3 separate regions of the Homo sapiens genome follow, and all the other regions are linked to region 2. The links are chromatin contacts, found by Hi-C or POLR2A ChIA-PET in ENCODE. All regions are on one chromosome and are shown on one strand. Each heading gives the region's core, a stretch centred on a gene start or an enhancer-like site at or near the end of the contact. The rest is flanking DNA. Distances are from core to core; before and after follow the strand shown. Region 1 has its middle 4.5 kb from the start of PDLIM1. Region 2 holds the start of AVPI1 (arginine vasopressin induced 1). Region 3 holds the start of CUTC (cutC copper transporter).

Region 1 (2,754 bases), core at 216-2,715, 2.4 Mb after region 2:
AGAGCCGCCATGTCGGCCTGACGGCCTTCACTGATTCCATGGGGAGCTCTGGAGTCAAAATGTCCCATCAGAGTTGTCCCATGTTAGGCCCAAATGGCCAGTCTTTCACCCCCACCTAGATGATGTGTGACCCTGGGCAGGCAGCGTAGGGAAGGTGTGCTTTTGGGAAAAGCTGCTCTGTAGTAGAGATAGTCCCTAAAATAACTAAATGCTGAAGGGTGTCCACCTCCTGGCACCTGGGACAGGTCCTTTCATGAAGGGGTTCTGGATGGTGCCTCAGTGCCTCAGCCTTCTCCTTTGTGAAAAGTGCATGATGACACTTCACTGGACTCTTGTTCTGATATAGAACTATATGTATATACATACATATATGGTCTCGCTCTATAGTCCAAGCTGGAGTGCAGTGGCACAGGAACTGCTCACTGCAGCCTCAACTTCCTGGGCTCAAGCAATCCCCCTACCTCAGACTACTGAGTAGCCCTGACGACAGTCATGTGCCACCACACCCAGCTACTTTCGTATTTTTTGTAGGAACGGGGTCTTGCTATGTTGTGCAGGCTGGTCTCGAACTCTAGAACTCAAGCGATCCTCCTGCCTCGGCCTACCAAAGTGCTGGGATTACAGGTGTAAGCCACCGTGCCTGGCCTAATTCATTAATACTAATATAATACATTGTCTTTTTGTTTTAATTTTTCAATATAAGCATTTAATATGAACCACCCTATCTATTACCCTGTTTTGGAATTTCTTCTTCTCCTTTTGATACTCAAGGATGCTTGAGACATTATCGCCCAAGTTTCTCTCTGCTTTTGAGAACACCAGTGCCATCTGTCCAGGTGGAATGGGAACCAGGAGGCAGGTGGGTGACATAGCTGTGGTCCTTGGGCTCGCCCCTCAGTTCTTTGTCTACTAGGCACTCGGCAGGCCTCAGATCTGGCAGTTCATCTACTCACACCTCACCAGCCCTGAGGGAACGCCAGACAGTTCTGTGCCCAGGTAGGTAGGTGTCTTTATATCCAGACGCCCACGAAGCATGCTTTGTGCAACTGGAATCCGAGAGGCACCCAATCCCCAGTGGACACTTCAAGATTTCCCGAGCTGGAGCAGAAAGCAGGAGAAAAGGATTGGGAGCTCAATTCCCTGCCCAGTCGCTAGCGCGGCCGGGAGAACCTCTCCCCGCCGGGTCTCGCATGCAGCCAGCTGCCTGGAGCGGCGCCGCGACGAGTTGCGCGTGGGGCTCCATCAAAGACGCGCAGACCCTGGGAGGGGGGTGACACAGGATAGCACTGGGCGGGTAAAGATGTCTTTGTTTTGCGAGGCTCTGAGCCTGAGTTTCGGTTCTTTTCACAGCAAAGGGAAGCAAGTTGCTTGTTTGATCAGGGCGCCCGCGGCAGGCAGTTGCACGTTTGCAGACGTGAGAACCGGTGCGCGATCTGCGCTCGGCCGCGGTGAAACCAGAGCTTCCGGCGGTTCTTTGCTTGGCTGCGCAGAGCCTGGCCTCACTTAGATACCAGAGCGGACCTCCCAGTCAGGAGTCACACGCTTTCGCTTGGTCCCAGCTAGAAGCCTAGCCCCACAGAGGGCTCTTGAGTTACCTGGGCAAGTCCAGGACTTGTTCTGCAGAGTCAACGAGACTTATTGTAAAGCTGAGCACAATCCTAGACTTACTGTCTTTAGGAAATGGGGCTGTTGTTCCAGGAAGTAGTCTCCACACAGTGGCTCTAAAAGGTCCTGGTAATTGCACCCTGGGTGTGGGAGTTGCCAGCTCTGCAGAGGCCAAGCTGGGGGAGCCAGGGCATCAACCACTTCCCACCCAGGTCACATTGTAAAACTGGACTGAGAGCTGGAGAGACCACTGTCCCACCCCTTGCACTTTCCACCCTCCTTGCTTCCCTCTTCTCATTCTCCCCGCTTGCCCTAGAACACCCAGATGTTGAATTTAGGCTGTTTAGGTTAACAAACTTTCATGGAATGTGTTATAATAATAAAAATAAGGCAAACTGAAGTTTGGAGAGGTTGCTTAAGGCCATTCAACTAGCACTGGGCAGGAGTCGAGGGTCTGAGGGAACTGGAAAGCATGAATAAATTGTGTTTAAGTAATGGTGTTTAAGGTAAGAGAAGATTGTTTATGTTTTGGGGTGAGGGTCGTCAATCTTTTTCTGGGTATTTTCTGAGTATATATGCTGTGTGCCCAGTTCAGAGCTAGCTGGTTGGGGGAGAGAAGAGGAGATAAAAAAGATAAATGGAGGCCGGGCGCGGTGGCTCACGCTGTAATTCCAGCACTTTGGGAGGCCGAGGTGGGTGTATCACTTGAGGTCAGGAGTTCGAGACCAGCCTGGCCAACATGGTGAAACCCCATCTCTACTAAAAAGACAAAAATTAGCCAGGCGTGGTGGCAGGTGCCTGTAATCCCAGCTACTTGGAAGGCTGAGGCAGGAGAATCACTTGAACCTGGGAGGCAGAGGTTGCGGTGAGCGGAGATCGTGCCACTACACTCCAGCCTGGGAAACAGAGTGAGACTCTGTCTCAAAAAAAAAAAAAAAAAAAAGGATAAATGATCAGGTCTCTATCCTGAGAAAGACTAGCATTTAGTCTCCATCCAAGGAGCTGGGACCATTTTGATGTTTATTATGAAAATTTTACATCATCATTAGAGGCAATTATTAAAAAAAATTCTCATTCTGTCTGCCACTACTTTTCCTACTTTCTCTTAATTTCAATAGGTAGATAAGCTTTTATTTTTTAACACGGTAT
Region 2 (2,839 bases), core at 340-2,839:
TTTAGCCACAGCACAACAACACTTACGCTGTTTTTGTGCAGAAGGACAGAGAGAGGAACTGGAGATCATGGGGTGAGGACAAATAGCTCCCAAGCATCCCCTTCACGCTGCAACAAGGAATTCACAAAGCCCCATGTGCTGGCTCTTCCCCTTCCCACCCACAACTTTTACAGAAGAAAAATCAAGCTTAAATGGATAAGAGGTCAGCTATGAAGTAAAAAGGAAGTCAGGGAGACCCAGGAGCCTTTCCTGAGCATTGCTGAACAAGTGCACAAACACTTCATCTTCCAAGGACAAAACAAGCATTTATCAGAGGCCTACTGGACACCCTGCCTCCACTCCTGCCCCCTCCAATCCAAGTTCCAAACTGCAGCCAGAGTGACCTTCTAAAAACACAAACTTGTCATGATGATGAAATTTGCAAAGTGCTGACTGACACTACTGGTACGTGGTAAGTACTATAAAATGCCCGTTACATAAACACAGTACATATAATGCCATTCCTTGTTTAAACCCCTCCAAGGATCACATGCAACCTTCTCTGCCTGCCTCTGCCTTCTACTTCCCACCGTGCTCTCTCTTGCTAGCCTTACTCCGGGTCGCATTTAATTCCTCCGGAGCCAAGCTACCTCCTGGCCCAACCAAATGCCTTTCCCTCTTTCCTTAAAGCAGTCTCCCCAGATCCACTCCTCTTCATTTGACCAGTTTCAACTCCTTCTTTATATCTCAGCTTAAATGCTGCTTCTTCAGCCCTCCTGAACCTCCCAGAGGAAGCTTAGGTTCCTCCATATTTATCCTCTTATAGCCATAACATTGATCACAACTGTAATCACATACTCCATGTTTTAGGTTGTTTAATGCCTGCCTCCCTTACTAGGCTGTAGACTCCCCAGGACAAGGGCTATAGGTCTTTCCGTCTCTCTTGTTTACGGCCTATCAAGGAACTCGGACAGCATAGGTCACTAATGAACATTTCCGAATGCATACAAACTTTAAAATACGGTCTTGTTTAGGTAACCGGCCCAAAGTCGCACAAATGACCCAATATTTGAACCCACGACATTCTGGCTTTGAAGCCCAAGGTCTGACTCCAGCAGACTGCCCCCTCCTCTCCCTCAAAGCCGGAGCCAAACGGTGGGCTGGGAGGGGACTTGAGCGGCAGAGTCTGAGGATCTGCAGAGGGCCACGCGCTGCAAGGCAGTCAGTGCCGCGCGCGCTGGCCTCGGGCCCAGGAGAAGGGGCATCCGTCACGTGTACCCGGCAGGGCCAGCTTTCGCCGCACCCTGGGGCAGGAATGCAGCCCCGCCCAGCTCCCGCGCCAGCAAAACCGCGCTGGCCCTGGGGACTGACGTCAATGAAGGGGGCGCCTCGGGCGCCGCGCGGGGGCGGAGAGGGCGGTGGGCAGGGCCCGGGCAGACACGCCCCCTCACCGCCGCTCCGCCGCCGATTAGGTTTGAGGAAGCTTCGCACTCCGCTTTCGAGGCCAGCGGAGGCGGGGGGCGGGGATGGACACGCCCCCTCCCTGTCTCCCACCGATGATTGGCGCACGGAACTCCGCCTTGGGTTTGGAAGGCTCGCCTGGGAGCTCATACCTGGCTAGGGCCGAGGATTGGCTGTTCCGGGGCTAGGGAGCGCTTTCTCCCGGGAACCGCGGCTGTGACCCAAGTGGCCCGGACCAGTTTGGGGCTGCGTGCGGCCTGCCTCAAGCAACCAGGTACGTAGGTCGGCGGCCCAGCTCGGCGCTGCGGTGGGAGCCGGAGGGCGACAGTCAGAGCCGGGGTGCCAGCGGGACGCGACCGCCAGATCCACTTAGGACCCCGTCGTTCTGCGAAGCGGCCACGTCTGAGTCCCGGGGCCTCCTCGTGCTGCAGATGTCGCCTTAGGACCTCGGCCAGGATACCCTCTGCCATGCTCTTGTGCTGCCCGTGATCACCGACTGGCCCTTGTAAGCACCTTCGCAGAGCTGCGCCTGCCCTTTCTGAAGGCTGTGGAAGAGGTTGGAGTGGGCGCATCTTAGCTTGCCCCATCCCCATTTGAGGTCTGTCGGAGCTGCCCTTCAGTGTGGTGAGTACCTGCTCCAATTCTCCACCGGGCAGTGGAGTGCAGAGGGTACAGAGGCTAGCTTGGGAGTCCTGACTTTGGATCCCTCCCTGCTCCTTCCACAATCTACAGAAGCAGATAGCCTCCGAAAGGCTTCTGGGACCGACCTTCCCCAGAAGACCTCCTCAGCCATCTGGCAGGAACAAAAATAACAGTGGCTTGAGAGCCCGGGTGCTGGGGTCAGACTGCCTGGGTTCATGTCCCAGCTTCCATCACCTGCCAGCTGTGTGACTTTGGGTGTAGCTTTCTCATCTGTAAAATGGGTATAACAATAGTGCCACCTTAAGTGAGGAGGAAAGAAAGCACCCATCTGAACGTGCTCTGTTCTGCGCTTGACACTGAACAAGCTGCCTCTATGATTTTAATCATAAAGCTATGATTTAAAAGTACACAGATTTGTTGATGGCTGTGATGATGAAAATGACAATGATTCTATAGCCCCTGGTAGTCAAACAGCCTTTCCCTTCATCATTTATTCATTCAACCAGCATGCATAGAATGTCTGTGGTATACCAGGTACTAGAAGGAATGCCGTCACAAACTTAATCTCCCTTTTCCTGTTAAGAGTTATTTATACTCACCATTTATTTTAAAAAGCTTATTTAAAATTTTATAGAGGCAGTCTTGCTATGTTGACCAGGCTGGTCTGGAACTCCTGGGCTCAAGCAATCCTCCCACCTCAGCCTCCCAAAGTGCTGGGATTACAGGCGTGAGCCACCAGGCCTGGCCTTATACTATT
Region 3 (2,801 bases), core at 217-2,716, 2.0 Mb before region 2:
AATTCTAACACTTTATTTGACTTTTTCACTTTAATTCTCTCACAAGTGAGAGGCGTTTTCTTTTTTGAGGCAGAGTCTCACTCTGTCACCCAAGATGGAGTGCATTGGCGCGATCTCGGCTTACTGCAACCTCCGTGAAGAGGCGTTTTCAAGAGGCTACTTGACATGTTAGACTGAATGAAGCAGCGGGCATGAGAATCCAGCTGTCTTCCATTAAGATATACTGAAGAAACTTGCAAAAATATATTTCCACTCTTTTGCTTTTTTTGTTGTTGTTGTTTAGGAATATTTCTTTTTCAAAAAAATATTATGTCAATATGTAATGGGTTTACTATGGTTATTTTCTAATCAATATTTTAAAATTTTGTTTTAATTTTATTTTTATTTTTTTGAGACGGAGTCTCGCTCTGTCGCCCAGGGTGGAGTGCAGTGGCGCGATCTCGGCTTACTGCAACCTCCGCCTCCCGGGTTCAAGTGATTCTCCTGCCTCAGCCTCCCGAGTAACTGGTATTACAGGCGCCTGCCACCATGCCCAGCTAATTTTTGTATTTTTAGTAGAGACGGGGTTTCACCATGCTGGCCAGGCTGGTCTCGAACTCCTGAGCTCAGATGATCTGTCCCCCTCGGCCTCCCAAAAAAAAATTTGTTTTAATTTCTAATACAGTCAAAATAGATAGATGTAATCCACATAAAGAAAAAATCTTTGAGGATTCTTGATAACTTTTAGGAAGGTTCCTCTTCACGGAGGAAGAGGGACTTGCCAAATTCTCTGGCACCTGCCATGCCATGCTACCCTGGCACTCAGGAAGAACTCGGGTCTTGGAGCAGCCACAAGCTCGGCCACTTGGTAGCTGCGTGACTTTGGGGACCAAGCCCCGTCCCCGCCGTGGCAGCTACAGGTAACTGCAGGTTAGGAACTGGGCTCCGCGCTCGACAATTAACTATCCCAGCGGAGTACTGGCTGCTGGTGCGGGCGGTACTGGCATCCTCGTGTGGCGACGGAAAAAACGTGAAGCTGAAGTTAACCAACTTGCACAAGGTCGCAGGGCCGTTATGAGGGGACCCCGGGACTCGAACCTTGGCTCCACAGCTGAGCCATTCTCGCTACCTGCCCCTCGTCACGCCCTCCGTTTCCACACCTTTAACGCCTCAAAGATAGAAGGTGCCGCCCAAGGGGCTGGAAGGAGCTGAGGAAACGACTCCAGAAGAAATCACCACTGACTACGACTCCCGCCGGCCCGCCCCGGGGAGCCTTCGGCCGACCGTCCCCTCCCCCGCCACCTTCCGCACCGGCCTTCCCGGACGGTATCCGCGCTCGTTTTCGCTCAGAGGAGGCCCCCTGCCTTTTCATGCTCCACGCGTTCCTCCCTCGTGCGCCTGCAGTTTCCACTTGGAATTTGGGCTCCGGCGCGCACCAGCTAAGAAGCGCGTCAACAGCTGCGCGCGCCCGTGCGCGCGTCCCCGACACCTACGCCCCAGCAGCCCCCGCGAAAGCGGAGTCGCAACGCAGGCGCACTTCTGTTCGCTCCGGTCCCCAGAGAAGGCGGGGCTCCCGCTGCCCGACCCGGAAGTGCTTCTCTTTTCCTTGGCGGAGGAGGGAGACCACAGAGCCCTGGGTTGTGGAAGAGGTGGCTGTTCCCTGTCATCAGTATGCAGCGATTGCTCTTTCCGCCGTTGAGGGCCTTGAAGGGGAGGCAGTATCTGCCGCTCCTGGCTCCTAGGGCAGCGCCTAGAGCACAGGTACCGCACTGCAGCGGACTCCGAGTCGCGGGAGCGGGGATGGAGTGAAAGGGCCGGGATAAAGATAATGTAGAGCCCCACATCACGTTTCCGGAGCTCCTTACAGTGCACTCACAACGCATAGGTTCAGATCAGAGCCCCTAGGTTCAGATCTGGAACATTGACCTGCTGTGTGGTATTGGCCAAGTTAATTAAACTTTCTGTTCTTCAGTTTCCTTATCTGTAAAATGGGGATAACAATACCTACTTTAAGGTTTGTTATGAGGATTACATTCTTTAATATACATCAGGCCTTTAGCACATGGTAAAAGCTGAGTAATTTTTACCCATATAGTTTATTTTTGCTTAAAAAGTTCCAAGTAGTCAGATGAGGAAGTATTACTGCATCCTACAGAGAAGGAAATTGAGGCTTAAAGTTACTTTTCTAAAGGTGACTCAGTTAATCAGAAATAGGAAACCGAGCATGGATCTTTGGACTCACAGGGATATAGTAAGAAGAGGGCATGCATTTGCTTAACTAGTAATTATTGAGTGGTTATTATATATTAGGAACTGGAAAAAGAAAGATAAATATTACAAGACTCCTGCCCTGGAGGAAGTCAGTTTATTCATTTGCGAAATCCTTATCATGGTCTCATTATATAAAGGAACAGTGTTAGAAACAAAGCTAGCAGAAGGGAGAGAGCAAGACTGACCGGACACTGCCACCCCAAAGCTCATAGTTTAGTGGGAGATACAAACAGATGAACCTGAAGGTAGAGTGATGTGCTGCATAACAACATTTTGGTCAACAACAGGCCACAGATACAGTCATGGTCCCATAAGATTATAATGGAGCTGCCTTTCCAAGTGTACCTTTTTTTTAAAAAAAAATCTTTTTCTCTAAATTTCTTTTTTAGAGACAGCGTTTTACTTTGTCACCCAGGCTGGAGTGCTGTGGCATGATTATAACTCACTGCAGCCTCCAGCTTGGAAATCCTGGCCTCAAGCATCCTCTTACCTCAGTCACTTAAGTAGCTAAGACTACAAGTGTGTGCCACTGTGCCTAATTTTTGAAAAAA

Evidence for each region. A loop is a pair of places that touch in the nucleus more often than their neighbours do. ChIA-PET counts read pairs that join two places held with the same protein, here RNA polymerase II (POLR2A). Pooled maps may share reads with other maps.
Region 1: a loop to region 2 is called in a pooled map, with 6 times the contacts of the local background. The contact joins the enhancer-like site here to the promoter of AVPI1 in region 2. A Hi-C loop is called at or near these places in 2 of 50 pooled maps.
Region 3: a pooled map shows a loop between it and region 2 (8-fold over the local background). The contact joins the promoter of CUTC here to the promoter of AVPI1 in region 2. A Hi-C loop is called at or near these places in 6 of 50 pooled maps. POLR2A ChIA-PET finds 5 or more read pairs at or near these places in 2 of 52 experiments (H1 and MCF 10A).

The regions. Positions count from the first base shown.
Region 1 is chr10:95,294,087-95,296,840 of GRCh38, reverse strand. No RefSeq gene overlaps it. Among named protein-coding and RNA genes, the nearest start is that of PDLIM1, 4.5 kb to the right of the region's middle. RefSeq lists enhancers at 987-1,166, 1,187-1,236, 1,507-1,836, 1,283-1,879. Within about 2 kb of position 1,465, at least 27 of the 41 ENCODE cell types and tissues checked have a DNase peak (open chromatin) inside an H3K27ac peak, as active enhancers do.
Region 2 is chr10:97,685,991-97,688,829 of GRCh38, reverse strand. It overlaps AVPI1 (arginine vasopressin induced 1), which reads left to right and starts at 1,589. Exons shown (of 3, transcript NM_021732.3): 1 at 1,589-2,064. RefSeq lists enhancers at 545-1,498, 566-1,765, 1,499-2,452 and a silencer at 1,223-1,602.
Region 3 is chr10:99,730,899-99,733,699 of GRCh38, reverse strand. It overlaps CUTC (cutC copper transporter), which reads right to left and starts at 1,466. Exons shown (of 9, transcript NM_015960.3): 1 at 1,291-1,466. The coding sequence starts at 1,351. COX15 (cytochrome c oxidase assembly factor COX15) reads left to right here and starts at 1,573. Exons shown (of 9, transcript NM_078470.6): 1 at 1,573-1,740. The coding sequence starts at 1,651. RefSeq lists an enhancer at 1,652-1,871.